Linked DNA regions of Homo sapiens: regions 1 and 3 are each linked to region 2. Evidence: chromatin loops called from intact Hi-C (ENCODE). Cell type or tissue: CD4-positive, alpha-beta T cell. All regions are shown on one strand. Links, peaks and the distances in the headings refer to the core of each region. The heading gives the core; the rest is flanking DNA.

Region 1 (7,196 bases), core at 1,462-6,461, 570 kb after region 2:
CCCAGCCCAGGCTGCAGAGGCAGTTTCCAGCTCCCCACTGCCTCCAAGAAGAGGGCAAATCGTGCATTCATTGTTATCATTTAGTCCACACATCCTCTGACTGCCACAGCTGGATGGTCTCCTAGAGGCAGGGAGGAGTAGGAGCATGAGCAGATGCTGGTGTCAAAAGGCCCAGCCAGGGACACTTTTCTGAAAATGATGCCACCTGCAGAGTCACTTTGTACACCCCTAGAGGAGAGCTCGCTAGCTTCTGCCTCTAGACTCTCCTGCCTGCCCAGAGATGAGCGGTCCTTGCCCTGTGCATTGTGGTCATGACTTTAGAGTAAGGGACTCACTTCTATCAACCTGGGGGGTTGGGGAGCAAAAGGGGGCACCACCTGATGGGCTGCAAAATGGAGAATTGAGCTTTGTGATTTTGGCCACATCACTTCACCTCTCTGTGTCTCAAATCTCCCACCCATGAGGTGGCTCATCAATATCGATTTCCTCCTGTACTTTTTTTTTTTTTTTTTTGAGATGAAGTCCCACTCTGTTGCCCAGGCTGGAGTGCAATGGCACAATCTTGGCTCACTGCAACCTCTGCCAACCTGTTCAAGTGATTGTCCTGCCTCAGCCTCCCAAGCAGCTGGGACTATAGGCGCCCACCACCATGTCCAGCGAATTTTTTTTTTTTTTTTGAGACAGAGTCTTGATCTGTCGCCCAAGCTGGAGTGTAGTGGCGTGATCATGGCTCACTGCAAGCTCTGTCTCCCAGGTTCACACCTTTCTCCTGCCTCAGCCTCCCGAGTGGCTGGGACTACAGGCACCTGCCACCACGCCCGGCTAATTTTTTTGTATTTTTAGTAGAGACAGGGTTTCACTGTGTTAGCCAGGATGGTCTTGATCTCCTGACCTCGTGATCCTCCCGCCTCGGCCTCCCAAAGTGCTGGGATTACAGGTGTGAACCACCATGCCCGGCCACGAATTTTTGTATTTTTAGTAGAGACGGAGTTTAACCATGCTGGCCAGGCTGGTCTCAAACCGCTGACCTGAGGTGATCCACCCACCTCGGCTTCCCAAAGTGCTGGGATTACAGGCGTGGACCACTGCTCCCAGGCTATTTCCTCCTGTATTTCTAACTGTGAGCATTTGGAAGGGTTTTAGAAACCAAGACCAGAAAATGCATCTAGATTTGAGGTTTTGAGGCCTGAAAATCCTTGGCAAGGCCAGGCTCGTAGGGCTGGCAACTTGGATGAACACAGAGCAGGGAGTGTGTGCATGTGTGTACGTTTGTGTGTGTGTGCACGTGTGTGGTAATCATACAGGAAAGACCCTTCACTTCTGGGTGCCGACTTTCTAACAGAAGCGAATGTGTTTGTGTCTCTGAGCCGGTTAGAAACTACTAGCAAATTCCATCCCCTGACCCTGCTCCTCTCACCTCCTCCCTTTTTAGTGGCCTGGTTCACATTTGACCCCAACTCTGGGCATCGGGACATCATTTTATCCAATGACAACCAGACAGCCACCTGCAGCAGCTATGACGACCGGGTGGTGCTGGGCACAGCTGCGTTCTCCAAGGGCGTGCACTACTGGGAGCTGCACGTGGACCGGTACGACAACCACCCAGACCCCGCCTTCGGGGTGGCCAGGGCCAGCGTGGTCAAGGACATGATGCTGGGCAAGGATGACAAGGCCTGGGCCATGTATGTGGACAACAACCGCAGCTGGTTCATGCACTGCAACTCCCACACCAACAGGTGCGATTGGGCCCCATCCTGCCTCCCGTGGACACAGGTTGTTTGGGAATGAGGGTCCTGAAGACCAGTGTCCCTTCTGCTGTCCCCAAAGCCAGGAGGAATTGAGAGGAGGTATTTTCAGCCACTTTGGTCTCCATTTTCTAGGAGGCCTTCACTCTGCCCATATAGAACTGGCCTGCAGCCCAGATGAGGGTATGTTATGGTGACTCTCACAGCACCCGCACAGATGGGTCTCCCAAGTTACCCAGCGGGCCACACGGTGGTCCTCTGCTGGGATATGGAGCTCGTAGTTTTCTTTCTGGTACGGCTTCACTTTCCTTTTCAACTGTCAACCCAAGCTTGGGTTGCTGCAGGGTGTTAATGGGCACCACTGGGGCTGGTGTCCTCACAGCTGTGACCAGGTCATTGCCACTAACTTGCCTGCAGTGATCCTGGCCACTGCCCTGGTCTCATGTGGGCTTGAGCCTCGGCAGGGCCGGGCCCTTGACAGGGCAGTAGCAGAGGGCATGGCTGGGGTGCTCACTACTAACGAGCCTGCCAAGGGTGCCCACAGCTGTGGCTTTGCCCTGAGACTGGCCCTGGGAGTAGGGTCACCAGCATGGACACAGGAGACTCAGGTCCTGGCCTGTGAAACTACTGGGACCTCTGTTAGGAGGGCAGATGGGGATGGGTCCTCCAGGGCTGCCCCTGAGGCCTGGGCTTCTCTAGGGTGCCTTGGTCTCTCTCCTCAGACACAAAGAAGGCAGTGCCCCCCCAACACCCCTGCACCATAGCTCTGTACTCTTTCTCCTCTCCCAGGGATTTTGTGCTCACACCTGGCCAGCATGTGGGGATGGACGTGGGGGTGAAGAATCCCCAAGGCCAGAAATGGAGAGTTGCAAGTTGCAGCCACCTGAAGCCACCTCCTTGCTATGGAGCCTTGCTCCTGGTCTGCTAAGGGCCATCTCCCCAGCAGGAAGGGGTGAGGAACTTCAAGAGCTGACCTTGACTTCGCTGGGCCCCAGCCCCAGGCAAAATTGACCCGGAGGCTCTCAGTGCTCTGGGCCCACCTGCAGCTCCTATAACAGCCCCTGGGGCACCTTCCCGCAGAGGAAGGACCAGCTTCTTCTTTCTCAGGGAAGCCACGTCTAATCTGGGCCAGGGACTTGCCTGAGGGCCCTCAGGACCCCATCTGCTTGCCTCTTTGCTTGTAGGCAGGGCCCCTTCTCTCCTGAGTCCTGGGGAAGAGGCGGGCAGCTCTGTGCCTCTGCCCGGACACTGCAGGCTGGCCACTCTCCCTCCCACCCACAGAGGGGCCAAGTCCAGGCCCATCAGCTCCGTCTCTGCTTGCTTAAACCAAACTGGCACCCAGATACCCTGTTTGCTGGCAGGAGTGATAACAAGAAGCATTTATCAAACCCTTACTTGTGCTCAATGCTGTAGGAAGCACTCGATGTATCTGAGCTCATTTAATCCTTGCAAAGGTACTATTATTGTTGCCATTTTACAGATTATAAAACTGGGGCTTAGGCTGGAATGGTGGCTTGCACCTGCAATCCCAGCACTTAAGGAGGCCGAGGCAGAAGGATTGCTTGAGCCCAGGTGTTTGAGACCAGCCTGGGCAACTTAGTGAGACCCTGTCTCTGTAAATAATAGTAATTTTAAAAATTAGCCAGGCATGGTGCTGTGTACCTGTAGTTTCAGCTACTTGGGAGGCCGAGGCAGGAGGATCGCTTGTGCCCAGGAGTTCAAGACCAGCCTGGGCAATATAGTGAGACCCTCCTCTCTACCAAAAAAAAAAAATATATATATATATATATATTTTGTTTGTTTGTTTAATATATATATTAAAAAGCCTGGGCTTAGGAAGGTCAGACAACGGCTCGGGTCACGCGGCTAGTTGATACTGTCAGGGTTGAGCCCAGGACCCCAGCCTTGGTTTGTGTGGTGCAGACTCCCCAGCTCTCCTGGCCATTGGCCACCACACCCCTCCCAAGGGCTGCGGAGCACTTCTTGGGCCTTTGCTGTCTTTGACAGCCCCTTGGTGCCACCTCAGTAAGAAAAGCAGAAGGGAAGTGAGGCCATGAGAAGGTAGAGAGAACCTGCCCCTGTCTGCATGTCCTCCCACCCTCGGATGTGGATCGGGTAGGGTAAGCGCTATCTGGGAGGAAGCCGAGGCAGCCGGGAAGTTGGACCCCAGAGCTGACTGGGGGCCTGAGGCTTTGCTTAGGTTGGACTCATTCCTGCACCTCCCATGGGTCACTACCGCCACCCGGTGGTCGGTGTCCAAATAGCATCAACAGTGCGGTTTTAGTTTCCTTCTCCCACCTGCCGGATCCCGCCCCGGGCACCCTCGGGGGAAACCCTGCCTTCTCCGGAAACACCTGTCTGGGCCGCCCACCAAGTCCTCCTCGGGACTTCCTGTCGTGAATCCTCGCTGCTCACCTTCCCTCTGCCCTACCAGCAGCGTCCAGCAGATCAACTCATTATCAATCTGGAAGGACAAACATGGTTTTCTTAGCAGAGTGGCGCTGCTAAGGTTAAGGCTAAGACCTCAGCCCTGAGCGGGCGCGGTGGCTCAAGCCTGTGGTCTCAGCTACTCAGGAGGCTGAGGCAGGAGGATCCCTTGAGCCCAGGAGTCCAAGACCAGCATGGGCAACATAGTGAGGCCCTCGTCTCTATAAAATAATTTAAAAATTAGCCGGGCATGGTGTGTGCCTGTAGTCCTGTTGTACCTAGGCGAGTTAAGGAAACGCTACACTTTGAGACGAATTAAGAGTCCTTTATTAAGCCGGTGGCCAAAGAGACAGCTAATGCTCAAAATTCTCTCGGCCACGAGTAACGAGCTCGATTAACTTTTATACTTAGGTTTAGGAAGGGGAGGGGGACTCAAATGTAATAATTCTACAGAAGTAAAAACATGCAAGAATCAAAAGAAGCAAAATAGTTACAGAGAGATAAACAACTTGAAAGACAAATAGTTACAAGAAGAGCAACGGTACCAGGTGCAAGGTTCTAAATCTTTCATTATAATTAGATATAAGGTCTATGCCGGACACGAACTCAAGGTTTTATGTTGTTATCTCTTAGAGAAAAATCCTAAGAACTTCATACATTGTTGGTGTTAGTACCTTATCAGTTAATTGGGCTCTTTTGAAATGCTGAGGATCTGTTTACCCAGGCCAACTCCTTACGGAAGGGGGTTAGGTGAGGAGCCTTTAGTGTCTTGTAAATTAAAAGGTCAATTGGAGTTTGTCCAGCCTTCCCAGCTAGAGAGAGTCTTATTTACATGAGAAGCAAGGCTAGGTGATTAAAGAGACAAGCAGGACAAAATTCAAAGTAACAAGTTAGAGTAAAAAGGTTAGGCGTTTCAGTCCCAGCTATTCGGGAGGCTGAGGTGGGAGGATCCGTTGAGCCCAGGGGTTCCAGGCAACGGTGAGCCATGATTGCACCACTGCCTGGGCCACAGGGAGAAACAGCCACTCTAAAACAAAAAACCACCTCAAGGAAGGGAAGGAGAGTCTGCAGGATTCGGCCCATGGGAGAAGATGTGGTCAGCCAAGCCCCCCCTTGGGAGCATGTTCCTTACTTTTATTATAGATTCACTTCCACCGAGTGGATGTGAATTCTTACCACCTACAAAGTACGACGTTGCCAACACTGATCAAGAGCACAATGGACATTCTCAACGTTCCGCTATTGGTCACCTGAGGGATAATGACTGCGACAGAGGACTTGATTTCAACTTCAGCACCCTTCTGCCTGCCATACGCTGCTTTTTGAGGGACCCTAGGATGTTTCTGGGAAGATGAGCCAATGTTGAGTAGGGGCCTTTCAAAATTTCCTGAAGGCCTGGATGTCCACATCTTCATCGACCTCAGCATCCTCACTTGCCTAAAACAGAAAAGGGCGCCAAGTCAGTTATTTTCTTTGGCAGGAAAAGGTGCCTTTCTTACCCATTCTCCATGCTCCACAGTTTCAAATGGGACCTTCTCATCAAAACCCGAATTTTCTAGTGCGCAGATCCCAGATGCTGTCAGAAAGAGGGGGTTGAACAGCCTGGAGGTGTTCCTCTAGGGGAGTCTTCATCATGGCCTGTTAACAAGGTGTGTCCACTGTGAGAGAAGGCTCATGTGCCCAGGAGAGCACCTCACCACCACCTTGGGGACTATGTTTAAGTGAGGTTGTTCCCAGCATCCTATATATAATTTTCTTGGCCGGGTACAGTGGCTCATGCCTTTAATCCCAGCACTTTGGAAGTCCAAAATGGGAAGATCGCTTGAGCCTAGGAGTTCAAGACCAGCCTGGGTAACATAGTGAGACTCCTATCTCTACAAAAAACACAAACAAAATTAGCTGGGTCTCATGTCATGCGCCTGTAGTCCCAGCTACTCGGGAGGCTGAGGTGGGAGGATCTCCTGAGCCTGGGAGGGCGAGGCTGTTGTGCACCGAGATGGCGTCACTGCACTCCAGCCTGGGTGACAGAGTGAGACCGTGTCTCTAAATAAGTAAATAATTCTCCTGAGTTATCACCTACATCCCAGGCTGGGTGTGGTGATGGTCTTCCTGGGGACTCTCTTCCCAGGACGGAAGGTGGCGTGTGCAAGGGGGCCACCGTGGGCGTGCTGCTGGACCTGAATAAGCACACTCTCACCTTCTTCATCAACGGGCAGCAGCAGGGCCCCACAGCCTTCAGCCACGTGGACGGGGTCTTCATGCCAGCCCTCAGCCTCAACCGCAACGTGCAGGTACACACCTCCCCAGGGCCGGACCTGGTCTGGCTGCTCCCAACTGTTTGCCACAGGTCTCTGCAGTGCCCTTGGGCAGAGTGGGCCATAAAGAAGCTGACCACAGAGCCTTCCCAGACAGAGCTTATCAACTGGCCTGCCTTGGACATTTCCTGGAGGCGTTCCGTTCTAACCTGTTCACTTGGGACACCCAGGGGCCCTAAGGTGGCAGCTTCTGGAGACGCAGACCTCAGGACTGAGCTCAGTCCCTGGGGAGTGCTGGTAGCTCAGGAGGCCTGAAACAGAGAGAGACAAGAATGAGAGCCCAGGAGGGTGTGAGGAAGGGAGAAACACGGAGGTGCCATCCTTCGTCTTAGTAGAGTCCTCCTCCCCTTGGGATGGGGAGTTGGAGTGTGGGGAGCAAGGTCCTGTTTTGTGGCCCTGAATATTGAGGAGTCTACATCAATCACTGATTGATCGATTCGATCCTCTACTCATTTGCAAAAGGGATTTGTGGCAACCTAAAAGATAGGCTTATGGCCGGGCGCGGTGGCTTACGCCTGTAATCCCAGCACTTTGGGAGGCCAAGGCAGGCGGATCACGAGGTCAGGAGATCGAGACCATCCTGGCTAACACGGTGAAACCCTGTCTCTACTAAAAATACAAAAAAAAAATAGCTGGGCATGGTAGCGGGTGCCTGTAGTCCCAGCTACTCAGGAGGCTGAGGTAGGAGAATGGCATGAACCCGGGAGGC
Region 2 (6,983 bases), core at 1,984-6,983:
GTATTTTAAAGTGCAACTGGTTGGCTCAGTTCTGTGATTGATTTCTAGGTGTTTGGCTTATGCAGCTGGCATTTGGTGGAGCCATTTATCAAGAAACAAAATGAAGGAGGATAAGAAAGCCTTTCAGGAAAGATAATGAATCAATTTCGAACATGCTGAGTTTGAGGCATCAGTGGGACATCAAAGTGAAGTAGTATTATACATGGGTCTAGTGGAGGGGGGAAAGAAGCACATGGTGAAGATGTGACGGGAGAATTGTGAGTATGTGGACCAGAGCTGAAACCCTAAGGGCACAGCTGAGATGACTGTGGGAGAGGGTAGCATGGAAGAGAAAGGTTAGCAGAACCCCGAGGAGCACTAATTGTGAAAGAGTCGCATACATTTATCATGCTTGAAGGTCGTGTCTCTCTAAGCAGATTCTGAGCTCTTCAGGGTCAAAGGCTGGGTCTTGAGCTTCATTCATTCTTAGCCCCTGTCATAGTGCTGGCCACACAGAAGACAATTCTAAAATTCACTCTGATTTTATTTCTCTGCACTTTCATTTATGAGGATCCTATCACGGTTTATGATTTGAAATGCTAAGGGATAATTTTTTTAAAATCATAACTTTCATACGAATATAAAAAGAACACTTGTAAAGATTTGAACTCAGTACTTAACAAGAGAACTAGTAAAATGTTATCACCACTTCAAGAGACAATCTAAAGAGCAGACAAATATACAGCCAAGGATGTGCGAATGAACTTCCCTAAGATATGCAAAACTGGCTTTTTCCAAAGGAAATTGAGGCAAGATGGGTCAACTTTACTTTCACAGGATAAAATTTATTTGCATGTTTATAGACAAATGTTACTATTATTTGCATTGCTATCAGTTATGCACAACTTACAGAGTTGTAAAATAGCTTAAAGTCAAGAAAGGCACAGGATACACCATAGAGTCACATCTGGAATGGCATGCTAGACTGACTCTTTTTCCTTTGAAGACAACTGTAACCTTCTTGGTTCATTTCAAAGTCACAATTTCTCCTGTAATGCTAAAAAGGAAAAGATATTATCCCTACCATTTCTATGAGTGGGGTCTATTACAAAACATAGATGAAAGTATATTTGGGTATTACTATAACATTTCCTAGTTGATGAGGGAGATGAGGCTGAATTGGGGACCCCCCCTAACATAATGTCTTCTAATTGGCATGGGAAATGTTCACGAATCAAACCAAACCACCTCAAATCCACCCTGGAATGAGGCAGAGTTATAAACAAAATATAGAAGATGTTGAAATAGCCCAGTTGGTTCATTGAGCTTTCCAAGTCAGAGTGCAGGTCCTGAAGGTGGTGACTGTCTCCCCTGTCCCCTGCTGCTCCACCCCTACCGCCATGTCTGCCCTCCTCTAGGAATGCAGGACCGTCTGACTGTATCCTCAGCCTTCAGGTCAAGCACATGATCTGTTTAAAAATGGAAACCCTCCTATCCTTCAGTAGTGAACAAGGGCGACTCTGGTTGCTTTTGGAAAATTCAGCTGCTTTAGTCCAACAGTTCAGGAGAGGATCAGCATAAGAACTTGGTGATGATTACTAGAGAAAATGCTCCTATGATTTCCTGAGCATAATATTTCCCCTTGCAATTTTTGAGTGTTCTATAGCAAACCTGCCAAAAATGTGGAGCCTATAAATAGGGGAGAGTGGGAAGAAAAAAATGGGACCTCTCACAATGCCACTGAAAACAGGGAACTAAAAATTTTCCAGAGATGCAAAGTCAAAGGGGGATTAATATTTACTTAGAAATGAAGTAGCAGGTGCATGCTTTATAAAGAAAAGCCAAGAAAGGATGAAATTAGGGGAGAGACTGAAAAAGATGGAAAAATGTGCCAACTAAAGTCTCATTTTGAAGAAAGTTACAGATCAACAAAGGGGGAAAAACTCAGGTAAAAAGACTCCATATTATGTCTTGCATTGATTAGGCAGGTGCTTTATATGCACTTTTAAATTTTCTCTTCCTGCAAATACTATGAAATAAGTATCACTACCAGAGATGACATTCAAATATTTAACAGCAGACAAATATTTAACAGCACAGACACTAGCCAATCAGAAGCTGGCTAGAGGAGCCCCGCTAAGCCAGGCAGTAACCCTCTAATGGCTGGATCATGAGGCCAAGGTAGGGGTCAGGGCAGCAGCAGATTCTGTACAGAGGCCATTCACCAACCTTTGAGATGTTGCAATATTTACCAAGTAGCACAGCTGAAATACTGTGTGCCAGTTGAACATCAGCTCTGAGTGGAAACCCAGGGCCATGTCCTCTGGGCAGGTGTAGGCTTTCTCTCTTGCGTTTGTCCTCTGTAGATTATGATGCTAGCATTGAAGTCTTTCTTGTTGCGCCTGGCTGTGGTGGTCTGCACCACTATCTGTGTCTCCAAGCCGCAGCCCACTCCATGGGGTCCTGATGGTTCCCTTCTGAATCTAGGGAGGACAGCAGGCAGCAGGGACCCTCCATCGCTGTTGCCACTTAATCCCTTTAGCATCCTCAAGATAAGCCCAGTCTGTACAAATTCAGGTTCATTTTATTTCTAAAGTCCCAGGAACAATGTCAGAAGGGAATTACAGTGAAGAAAGAAAGAGTTCAAGTTCCAGCTTACCTAGACTTCCTGCAGAGCCTCGAAAGAGAAGGCAGGGTTGCAGACATCTTTGTTTCATCTGTCCAGCATCCTCTCCCGTGCCTTGGTACTGGGCTTTGAAGCCAGGCTGCCTGGGTTTGCAACTTGCCACTTATTAACAGTGTGACCTTGGGATAAAGGCCCACCTTTCAGAGCCACTATAGATTGGTTATTGGAATTGCTGGTTTTGTTAGGTGTTACAAAATGTCAGGGTTTTTTTTTCTTCTTTTGATGCGTAAACTGAGGTATTAGGGGATAGGAAATGATATGGTGTTTAGAATTTGCTTTAAAACATATTCCAATAAAAGGGCTGGACTCAGTGGTTCATGCCTGTAAACCTAGCACTTTGGGAGGCTGAGGCGGGTGGATCATCTGAGGTCAGGGGTTCGAGACCAGCCTGACCAACAGGGAGAAACACCATCTCTACTAAAAGTACAAAATTAGCCAGGCATGGTGGCACATGCCTGTAATCCCAGCTACTCGGGAGGCTGAGGCAGGAGAATCGCTTGAACCTGGGAGGTGGAGGTTGCGGTAAGCAGAGATCATGCCATTGCACTCCAGCATGTGTAACAACAGTGAAACTCCGTCTCAAAAAAATATATATATATATGTATATATATATATATATAAAACAACAAAAAAAGAAGGTCTCGATGCGGTGGGTGGGGAAGGGCAGAGGAGACAGGTTGATGATGGTTGAAGCGAGGTGCTAAGTACATAGGGTGGGGTTCTTGTGCTCTCCACACTTCTGTGTACTTGAAAATTTTCATAACAAGAGAAAACAAAAAATTAAACAGAAAATGAGGTTTTCATTTCCTCCAGCAAAACAAACATAACAGGGACTTAGGATGTACTTTTCCCAATCGCTCCTCTGGCAGAATATTTTGATCCTCCAGCTAGCTTCCGGCTCTTATCCTGTTCATCTGTTCTGTAGATACTGGCAGGAAATAGGCTCTTCAACAGGGCCTGCTAGGTCCAGTGCTAGGGAGTAGAGCGTTTTGGATTCTACGCCTACATTTTTTTTTAAGTGACCAGTTTTCTAGTTGAGATACTTGAAATACAAAGTCTCATGGTGAGGTCTTACCCTCTGCTGTCCCATTCCTTTTTACAGGCCATCATGGCGTTAATCTTATCTCCAAGGAGAAAAATTGGGAAGAGAGGCCTAGATTCCTCAACAGAAGCGGGAAGGAAAGGTTTGCAGAATGAAGAGTGTGAAGTGAGGTTTGTGGTTTGAATCATCCGAATGTCAAGGAGAAAAGAAGAAAAATGAATCATCATCATTTGACCACGGTATTTACAGCTAGCGGAAGGGACAAGAGGAGAAAAAAGCAAGGGAGGAGATAAAGGAAGAACGTCTCAGAATAAAATTGGGGTGGGTGGGGGGAGGAGGAGGAAGACAGTCTAAGAAATTGGTTTGGTTGCACCAGTACTGGCCACAACACAAAAATTTGTCCATTCCTGGTTGAAATTAAAAATAAATGTGCATGCACATGTATTTGTCTGCTGTGTTTAATCAGATAGCGAGGCACTCCTTTAAGCACCTTGAAGACCCAAAGTTGCGCTCAGAGGCTGCCCACCTGGAACGGAGACCGAGGTTGAGCAGGGAGCTACTCAGAGGACCCAAAGCCGCCTAGCTGACCACCTTCTTCCCTATGAGTTCCCAGTAACGGAGCCCAGTGGAGGAGACGCTACACTTCTCTGTGGGGACAGAGGCTAAGGGCGGGGGTCTCCATAGAGGCGTTAGCGCCCACCAGCGGCAGTGACCGCGCACAGGGAGGTGAAGAATGCGACCACGGTGATACGTCCAACCTGGAAAACGGGCCTGAGAACCAAAGGGCCAACTTCTGGCCATGCATAACGAAGCAGAGCAGTCTCAGGGTAGAAGGCACTGGAAAAGCGTTGTAGGACAATTTTTCCCAGTAGAAACGGTGGGGGTGGGAGGGAGACCCGCTCACCCCTTTTGACCCACCCCTGCAGCTCAGCCACGCCTCCTAGGGAGGTGGGCAGCCTTGCAGGAGCCCGCGCGAGGCTGCAGTACCGCCCTCCGCCACATGAGGGCAGCACGGCCTACCCGTGCAGCAGCGGCGGCCCCCGCGCCCCTCTTGGCCAGAGCCAGGCGCAGGCCGGCTTGCGGTGCCGTCGTTCATTGGCCGCGGCGCGGGCGCTGCCATGTTGGCGGAAGCGGACCCCCCTGTGCCGTGGAAACTGGCGGTGGCCGCGGCCGCCGAGTCGGTCTGCGCAGCCTCCTGCGTTTTCTCGCTTGGATCTTGGCACTGAGAGGCGGTGGCCGGCGGGATGGAGAAAAGTAGGATGAACCTGCCCAAGGGGCCGGACACGCTCTGCTTCGACAAGGACGAGTTCATGAAGGTGCGCGCGGCGTCCGCTCCCCGGAGCCGGGCCATGAGGGTGCCTCTGCCCTGTGCCCTCTGTGGCGGTCTCTTCGGTCGGCTGCTCCTGCCTGCGCACGCTCAGTGTCAGGTCCTCCGCCGAGACCTCGCTGCACTTCGCAATGAGTCTTTTGGCGTCAGGTTTGGCGGGTGCAGCCTGGAGAAAGCACTTCTGTAAAATCGTGCGTGTTACATGGAAAGGCCTGAAAGTTCTGGGCAAGTGGTTTTGAGCTGCATGTCAAAGCCACTGTTACCCGTTCCTGTTACCATGCAGTGCAGTCAGATTGCCAGTCCCCTTGTCGGAAAGAAGCTTGTGGACCGGGGCCTTGGAGCTCATTAAGTGTGTGTTGAATAAATCTCCAAGCCCACGTACTTTCCTAGGGACTCGGGTCGGAAAGAAAAAGAACTTAATCTGAAGTTTTGCTTAACATTCAGCTAAAGCTTCCAGAATGGGATATTTAGAAGCTTAGAACATTCTTACCGACTATTGCAGTACGACAAAGCAAACCATTACTCTTTAAAGAAGTTGCTCTACTTTTTACGTGATGCATTTGAAGAAGTTGGTAGTTGTAGGTCATAAACTTAGAGAAAAGAAATATAAACTGAAAACACTTCACTGATGATAAAGTTCATCAGGCACAGCCTTGAAAATGGCCAGGCTTTGAGTGAGAGCTGGGAGGAGCTTTGCTCCTACTTGGTGTATCCCTCTGGGTCTGCACTTAAGCCATTCAAAAAATGTTTCTATTTAATTTCCTGAGGACTAGGATTTTTGACACCTTTTAGTAGCTGCTTTCAGTGTTAAAAAGCGAAAAGTTTTAGCTGGTTAGTAGACATCTACAATTTTGAGCAAGTGAGTTGAAATCTTACTCTGCCTTTCTTGGTGACATAATGTTTTCTAGATTAATTAGCCTATCTCTTTTTGATAATATTTGCATTCAGATTACATCTCCAAAGCTGTTTTTTTTTAAAGTAGATCTGTATCTTCTCCAGTGTGACCATATCATTTTTCGTATGTAGGACTTATCTATACCCAGGAATAATGTACCTTATTCTTGTAAGTGATATTCCTATTAGACCACTGTACTAAAAGGTGTAACTTCATTAGGATGTCTCAAAGAATGTACAGAATCAACTCATTGATCCAGAAACCCTTCGTTTTGCCTACTGGCTAAGAGCTACCCTGAAATGAGGGTAGAAAGAAACAGCTAAGGGTACATGCTGGGGAGAGGTGCCCTGGAAGAGGAAAGGCCATACACGGAGATCAGGGGCCTTGTTGACGTCAAGAATCTCAGAGTACAGAATAATCTCAGTTTGTCCATCTCTTGACTTCTTAAGGCTCAACACCAGCATCTTCTCTGACTCACTAGCCCCACCACCTTTCCCACTCTGAGTTGACAGAATGCCTTTGGTAAATGCAGCTTCAGGAAGTGAAATCACAGAAATACAAGTTCTAAAATAGAACTTAGAGTGCAAACTGGGGTGGTGGCTGGAATGCCAGCAATTGCATATTTCGTGGCTCTGTGAATATGCGGTACATTTTGTAGTGCTTATAAAAGTGACAACATACATAGAAGAAAATACATAGAACAGCTGTTCTGTGTAAAATTTTGTTGATTTTTTAGGTGGAGCTTGAAGATAAAGGTTATTTGCAATTTGTGTTGCCTTAAACATATAAAACTACATATAAGTTGCACTTCCATGGCAGAAAGGATGGTTGGAACACTTGTCCAGGCTATATTTCTATGTTTGTGTCTCATTCAGCACATTTTGTAATTGGATAGGTTTTGTACGTGTGAGAAAGTTGGGATATGACATTTGCATTGGGAGATTTGAGATTGCTTGAAAATCCAGATTTAAAGTTGCTTGAAATCCACTCTCTTCTGTTATTACCTCTCTTCTGGTATTACGTCTCTTCTGGTGTTGATGGGAAACTGTGTTTA
Region 3 (7,196 bases), core at 607-5,606, 1.1 Mb before region 2:
TAAGACAGGTGGCCAGATGTGGTGGCTCACGCCTGTAATCCCAGCACTTTGGGAGGCCAAGGAGGGCAGATCACCTGAGGTCAGGAGTTCAAGACCAGCCTGGCCAACATGGTGAAACCCTGTCTCTACTAAAAATACAAAAAATTAGCTGGGCGTGGTGGCTCACACCTATAATCCCAGCTACTTGGGAGGCTGAGGCAGGAAACTCGCTTGAACCTGGGAGGTGGTGGTTGCAGTGAGCTGAGATCACACCACTGCACTCCAGCCTGGGTGACAGAGTGAGACTCTGTCTCGAAAAAATAAAAATAAAAAAACACTAGACAGGCCACCCATCTCTCACCATTTACGTAAAGGTATACTAGAGAAAACATAAATTTAATCTCTATGCCACATCTAGGCTCCATTTTAAACTGCTAATATAGGTAAATGGAAAGATGACACCTACCTTCAGCCAATGTTAGGGCTTCCATGACTTTAACAGGAAGAGAAGATCCAAACGTTTTCACATCATAGTTCACAGACTCAGTTATGGAGTGGTGTGGGAACATTCGTGTTGGTGTTCCCCTAAAGAAAAGAGTCTATATTACCTTACTTGTAACTTAAAATTCTCCATTATCCTAATTTTTTATGTATATATTTTCACAGTAAGGAGTTCTTTGAAAAAAATTAACACTGGCTCATATTTACCATGTAATTAAATGTAATATTTTTCATGTAAAAAAAAAACAAAACAGGATTTAGGAAAACTTGGCTTCAATCCCATAGACTCTAGTATTGAAATGCATGCCTGTATTCACTTAAACTCCTTATAATTCTGCCTCCTTAGCTGTGAAATAAGGCTTAACTAGACCAGTGTTTTTTTTTTTTTTTTTTCAAACAGCGGGTCATTTTGCAGATCTCAACATTTTTGAAAGACAGAATATAAAACATCAGCTTTTACCATATGTTGTGGTCAAATACATTTTATAAATATTGGCTTAGATGAGATTTAAGCTCATCTAGCTTTAGGTGCTTAAGAGTCCACCAGACCTGGCCGGAGCAGTGGCTCATGTCTATAATCTCAGCACTTTGGGAGGCCGAAGCGGGAAGACTGCTTGAGACCAGGAGTTCAAGACCAGCCTGGGGAACGTGGCAAGACCTTGTCTCTACAAAAAAAATTTTAAATTAGCCGGGCATTGTGGCACCAGCCTGTAGCCTGGGCGACAGAGAGTGAGACCCTGTCTCTTTAAAAAAAAAAAAAAAAAAACTATCAGATCTGTACAACCAAGCAAGAAATCGAACAGGTTACGAGCATCAGCTGTTACATGGTCCTCAACAGCAGATATCACAGTAAAAACTTTATTTCTTGCTCACCCTCTTAACATTTAGAATATTGTAAAGTCACCAGAATAAAAGGTAGTCTATGTCTTATCACGAGAATTAAATGAGAAGATGCACATACAGAAGGGCTAAGGGCTTTGTTTCCTGACAGAGGATAACAAAGGTTTTTCTTCAAATGATCACAAGAAGAGATTTAAATAAAACAACACACAGTAAATAAAGTATGCTTTTATTCTCCAACTTTTCGCAAAAGGAATAGAAAACACTGACAAGATCAGCACTTTGAAAAGAACTTTTCAAAATATGCCAAAAAAAGTCAAAGATACAGTGTATTCTTTCAAAACCACTTCTCCTTTAAAGTACTGAAAAATTTTACAGATAAATTTTAACCATAATTTCAAGACACAATACTTTGTGTTTCCTGCAGGGAAAAATTCATTTTTTATAGATGAATTCAGAGAAAACTATGCAGAAACACTAAAGTTTTAGGTTAATTATGAACATGGTGTGTGTTGGGGGTGGGGAGGGGTGTGTGTGTGTGATGATTTTACTGGTGCTCCAAACGAGCAGTTTTAGTAACTAAACTATCACAGTACTCTTAGCTCACTTATGTAAAGCCTTTTCCTTATAATTTACCTAGAAAGTTAAATTCCGTAGCTAGAAACCCTTTAATTACCAATCATCAGATATTAATGTCAGTTGGTATGTTAGGCATTAAACAATGATCTTTCAGGGTTGTAGGTCCTCATTATCACCATCACCTTACATCTGCATCGTGGCAATTCATAATAACTCCTCTGGCTCAGGTGAGATATATTATCGCCATTTCACAGATGAAGAAAATCACGAGTGACTTACACCAGATCACACGGGTAGTAGGTGGGAAGTAGGTAAACACTGATGCAAATCCAGTTTGTACTTCACTTCTGCACAAAGGTATCCATGAAAAATGCAAAGTGGGGAATCAACTGATCAACTGATAATCAAAACGAAGCAGATACTACCTGCAGCAGTGGAAAAGGTCTATTTTCCAATACTGTGGCATTCTATTCCGCCGCCCCGGTTCCAAAGGCTTCTAAAGACAACAACCTATCCGGCCCACTGCGGCCCGTGAGGCTGTTGGTTGCCAGACCCAACCAGGGAGATCACTTACCGCGAGCTTAGCGAGCTACGCCGGCCGACCGGCGAGAAGAGCACTGGGGAGCTGACTGCAGACCCCAGGGGCAGACCCTTCCTGCTAGCCGTCCGGGGCGTGGAGCCGGGCCCGAGTCCGGCCAGCGGGCCCCTTCGGGACCCGGTACCCGGGGTCCGCGGAGAAGGGGCGGCTGGGAACATGACTCCAAGGAGCAGCGACTAGGACAGCGAGGGATCTGGCCGTCAGGTTGCAGCCTGGCCTGCGCGCGGAACTTAAACACCTAAGGGAAGAGATGGCGCGCGATGATGACGTCAAACGCAATGGCTCCCGCGGGTTGTGGTCGGAGCGCTGGCGGGGGCGGGATCGTGACGTTAAGGGCGGTGCCCAGTCAGCGAGGTAGGTCGGGAAGGCAGCCGGCGGCCCCAGATCTAGAACCGCTGCAGTGCCGAGCTTCCAGGGACGTGAAGCCGGAAAGCCAGGCGCCCTTCTTGACTGCGCCTAGGTGGAACTGGCCCTCCAGCAGCTTGAACGTAGCCTCTTTTCACACTGGTAGTTCCTGAACCTCTTGTGAAATGAAAGATGTTCCTCATTCCAAGCTGAGGACGGAGAAAAGCCGTAAAGCTGACACTGGTATCGCACTGTGATATTTGTTGTTTTCTAGGTTTGCCATTTTCCCATTCAACTTTGCGCAGTCTCATCCACGCTGATGACGCCACAAATCCGTGTCTCTAACCTGGATCCAGCTCAAAACCCCCAGACCCCTATCATTCAGCTCCCTAGGGGACAATTTCAGCTGGAAGTCCTGCGAACTCCTCACAATCCACTTATGAAAAGCGCATTCATGTTTTCCTTTAGGACCCCTCTCCTACCACCATCTCTGTTCCAGCTTGGTAAAACTGGCCAGTTGTCCAAGGCAAAGAGAAGAGCTCTATCTGCAGTCATCCCTCACACCTACCTCCACCCTAAGATCATGGTATACGTTGTAAGGTCCTACGTGTCTGTACTAGATCACACATTTGCACTGCCTCTGCCCTGGTTCTGGTACTTACCTTTCCCTCAACCACTGCGTAGCCTCTTCTGCCAGCGGGAGGGAGTAGGGGAGATGGGGAGAGGGTTCCTTACCTGTGTCTAGTCTTCCTCCACTCTATCTTCTCACTGCCAACACAATGAATTAAGGCAAACGTAATGCTGCTCTTGGGCCTGTAAATGCTTCAGTGGCTGACCATTGCCAGTAGGTTATTTGCTAAGCTCCTTTGCAAGGTCCTATGTGATCTAAGTCAGGTTGGCTTTTCCGTCCGTGTTGTACTTCCAGCACTTCCCACTTGCACTCCACATTCCGAGAACTTAAAAACCCAAATCTCCCTCCAGTGCCCATGTCCATGTTTCTCTCACCTGGAATGCACTCCCTGCCTTGTTGGTCCAGAAGGCGCCTACCTTCCGCATCAAGTTAGTTCTGTGCTGCCTTCTCAGTGAAACCTTCCACAGGATTAGGTCCCCCTTATCCTTTGTCCTCTCTGCTCCTGTGTGTAGACTGTATTTTTATCCTGCATAATAGTTTGTTTTCATAATTGTCTGTCAAGTACTTCCTTTTAAATGTCTTGACAGCAAGAGCAGTGACTTTGTTACCTTTGTGGCACACAGTAACAGACACATAGTAGACTTTCATTCAACGTGTGTTGAAATAAGGGAATGGTTAAGTAAACATTGACGTATTCACATGTGGGAGACCACAGTGTGGGTGTCAGTTGTTGACATTCCCCTGGGAAGCCAGTCATCTATCTATGCACCAGTGGCATCTGAGCAGTCATCTTGCCAAGGTTACATAGGCTAGCTGCTTTACTCCTTCTCCCACCTGGGTGTCTAACCCAACTTGGCAGCTTGTTGAGTCTTATAGCTCTGAGAGCCCAGTGCATTTCCTCCCTGTTTCATTCTTACAAGGAGGGGTGTGAAATAGGCAATAGAGAGTATTAATAGTTGTGTCTGAGAGGATTGGTGGGATCAATTTTATTCTTGTGCTTTGTTGGACTGGTTAGTGGTTTCCCCAGCATCCTAATGTAAAAGCTGTTGTTTGCAGGAGCTAGAATGACTTGTCAGCCACCTTTGAGCAAGAACTTGCCTGGAGTCCAAATGTATGGCTATTGAAGGATAGTAAGCAGACAGCACTAAAAGTCATCCATTCGTTATGGATTTAGTGAGTACCTACCATGTGCCAGGCTATGTGATAATTGCTAAGGCTTATAACTAAACAAAGCCCATGGGTCCTACCCTCATGGAGATTACAGACCAATGAGAAAGACAGACACTGAAAAAATGAACACAAATATCCAGCTACAAGCTGAGATGTGTACTATGAAATAAAAGAGCAAAGTGTATGAGAGAGAATCACTGGGGCTACCTATTTTTGCATGGAGGTCTATAAAGGTCTCTGGGAGAAAAGGACGTTTAACCTGAGACATGAAGCATAAGAGAATAGGAGGAAGAATGTTTCAGGCAGAGGATCCTTGGCCAAAGGTCCTGAAGCAGCAAAGGACTTGGTGCATTCTAGGAACTTTATTTATTCTTATTTTACTTTATGATTTTTCTAGAGATTGGGTCTTACTCTGTTGCTCAGGCTGGAGTGCAGTGGCGTGATCAAAGCTCACCACATCCTTAACCTTCTGGGCTTCAGTGATCCTCCTGCCTCAGCCTCTGAGTTGGGACCATGGGCATGTACCACCACACCTGCCTATTTTTTATTTATATATATATTTTTAGAAATGGGGTCTCACGGCCAGGCATAGTGGCTCACGTCTCTAATCCCGGCACCTTGCAAGGCTAAGGTGTGGGAGGATGGCTTGAGGCTAGTAGTTCAAGACCAGCCCCTGGGCAACATAGCAAGACCCTGTCTCCCCAAGAAATTTTATTTTAAATTCTAAAAAAAATACAATTAAAAAATGGGGTCTTGCTATATTTCCCAGGCTGGTCTCAAACTCCGGGTCTTAAGTGATCCTCAAGCCTCAGCCTTCTGAGTAGCTGGGATTAGAGCCAGAGACTTTAAACAAACAAATCAACCTGAAAGACTAAAAGTAAAGGGAATTGGAGAAATAAGGAGAGACCATGAAGGGCCTTGTAGGCTCTGTCAAATAAGATCCTAGAGAAGGCCAGGCGTGGTGGCTCACACCTGTAATTCCAGCACTTTGGGAGGCCCAGGCAGGTGGATTGCCTGAGGTCAGGAGTTCAAGACCAGTTTGGCTAACATGATGAAACCCCATCTCTACTAAAAATACAAAAAAATTAGCTGGGCATGGTGGTGTGTGCCTGTAATCCTAGCTACGTGGGAGGCTGAGGCTGGGGAATTGCTTGAGCCAGGAAGGTGGAGGTTGCAGTGAGCTGTGATGGCGCCACTGCCCTCCAGCCTGGGTGACAGAGCAAGAAATGCAAATCAAAACCACAATGAGATATCATCTCACACCAGTTAGAATGGAGATCATTAAAAAATCAGGAAACAGCAGGTGCTGGAGAGGATGTGGAGAAATGGGAACACTTTTACACTGTTGGTGGGACTGTAAACTAGTTCAAACATTGTGGAAGTCAGTGTGGCGATTCCTCTGGGATCTAGAACTAGAAATACCATTTGACCCAGCCATCCCATTACTGGGTATATACCCAAAGGAATATAAATCATGCTGCTATAAAGACACGTGCACACGTAGGTTTATTGTGGCACTACTCACAATAGCAAAGACTTGGAACCAACCCAAATGTCCAACAATGATAGACTGGATTAAGAAAATGTGGCACATATACACCATGGAATACTATGCAGCCATAAAAAAGGATGAGTTCATGTCCTTTGTAGGGACTTGGATGAAACTGGAAACCATCATTCTCAGCAAACTATCGCAAGGACAAAAAACCAAACACCGCGTGTCCTCACTCATAGGTGGGAATTGAACAATGAGAACATTTGGACACAGGAAGGGGAACATCACACACCAGGGCCTGTTGTGGGGTGGGGGGAGGGGAGAGGGATAGCATTAGGAGATATACCTAACGTAAATGACGAGTTAATGGGTGCAGCACACCAACATGGCACATGTATACATATGTAACAAACCTGCACGTTGTGCACCTGTACCCTAGAACTTAAAGTATAATTATATATATATATATCAAGACTGTCTCAAAAAAAAAATCATAGAGAAAACAGATGGTACCCTCAGGCTAGGTAGTTAAAAGAATTTAATAAAGGAATGTTAGAGGCTGGGGGTGGTGGCTCACACCTGTAATCCCAGCACTTTGGGAGGCCAATGAGGGCAGATCACCTGAGGTCAGTAGTTTGAGACCAGCCTGGCCAACATGGCGAAATCCTGTCTCTACTAAAAATACAAAAATTAGCCATGTGTGGTGGTGCGCATCTGTAGTCCCAGCTACTTGGGAGGCTGAGGCAGGAGAATCACTTGAACCTGGGAGGCGGAGGTTGCAGTGAGCTGATATTGTGCCACTGTACTCCAGCCTGAGTGACAGAGTGAGACTCCATCTCAAAAAGTAAATAGGCTGGGTGCAGTGGCTAACGCCCGTAATCCCAGCACTTTGGGAGACTGAGGTGGGTGGATCACAAGGTCAGGAGTTCAAGACCAGCCTGACCAACATGGTGAAACCCTGTCTCTACTAAAAATACAAAAATTAGCCAGGCACAGTAGCTCACGTCTGTAATCCTAGCACTTTGGGAGGCCGAGGCGGGCAGATCACGAGGTCAGGA

Evidence for each region. Peaks named below come from ENCODE experiments on the same cell type or tissue, not always from the same donor. Only the 100,000 strongest peaks of a DNase experiment are listed, where the experiment ranks them.
Region 1: it touches region 2 in a loop (5-fold over the local background); 25 of 110 quality-filtered maps call a loop at or near these places.
Region 3: a loop joins it to region 2, with 11 times the contacts of the local background. A loop is called at or near these places in 3 of 110 quality-filtered maps.

Annotation. Positions count from the first base shown.
Region 1 is chr1:231,207,515-231,214,710 of GRCh38, forward strand. It overlaps TRIM67 (tripartite motif containing 67), which reads left to right. Exons shown (of 10, transcript NM_001004342.5): 8 at 1,433-1,736; 9 at 6,301-6,463. Among named protein-coding and RNA genes, the nearest start is that of TRIM67-AS1, 23 kb to the left of the region's middle. RefSeq lists enhancers at 3,822-4,231, 4,352-4,411. In CD4-positive, alpha-beta T cell, for the core only: CTCF peaks have their summits at 4,011 (motif pointing left) and 4,212; a DNase peak (open chromatin) is centred at 4,037; H3K4me3 peaks cover 781 bases.
Region 2 is chr1:230,637,656-230,644,638 of GRCh38, forward strand. COG2 (component of oligomeric golgi complex 2) reads left to right here and starts at 4,826. Exons shown (of 18, transcript NM_007357.3): 1 at 4,826-5,023. The coding sequence starts at 4,952. It overlaps LOC124904545 (a long non-coding RNA gene), which reads right to left and starts at 3,042. Exons shown (of 2, transcript XR_007066935.1): 1 at 2,639-3,042; 2 at 804-2,462. RefSeq lists silencers at 4,620-4,759, 6,373-6,492 and an enhancer at 4,850-5,069. In CD4-positive, alpha-beta T cell, for the core only: CTCF peaks have their summits at 4,691 (motif pointing right) and 4,890; DNase peaks (open chromatin) are centred at 4,706 and 5,036; H3K4me3 peaks cover 2,138 bases; H3K27ac peaks cover 587 bases; H3K27me3 peaks cover 347 bases.
Region 3 is chr1:229,505,595-229,512,790 of GRCh38, forward strand. NUP133 (nucleoporin 133) reads right to left here and starts at 2,747. Exons shown (of 26, transcript NM_018230.3): 1 at 2,474-2,747; 2 at 446-564. The coding sequence starts at 2,655. It overlaps NUP133-DT (NUP133 divergent transcript), which reads left to right and starts at 2,836. Exons shown (of 3, transcript NR_110630.1): 1 at 2,836-3,085; 2 at 4,530-4,646. RefSeq lists silencers at 2,438-2,667, 3,608-3,902 and an enhancer at 2,718-2,837. In CD4-positive, alpha-beta T cell, for the core only: no CTCF peak of the experiment used is centred there; a DNase peak (open chromatin) is centred at 2,787; H3K4me3 peaks cover 1,858 bases; H3K27ac peaks cover 1,685 bases.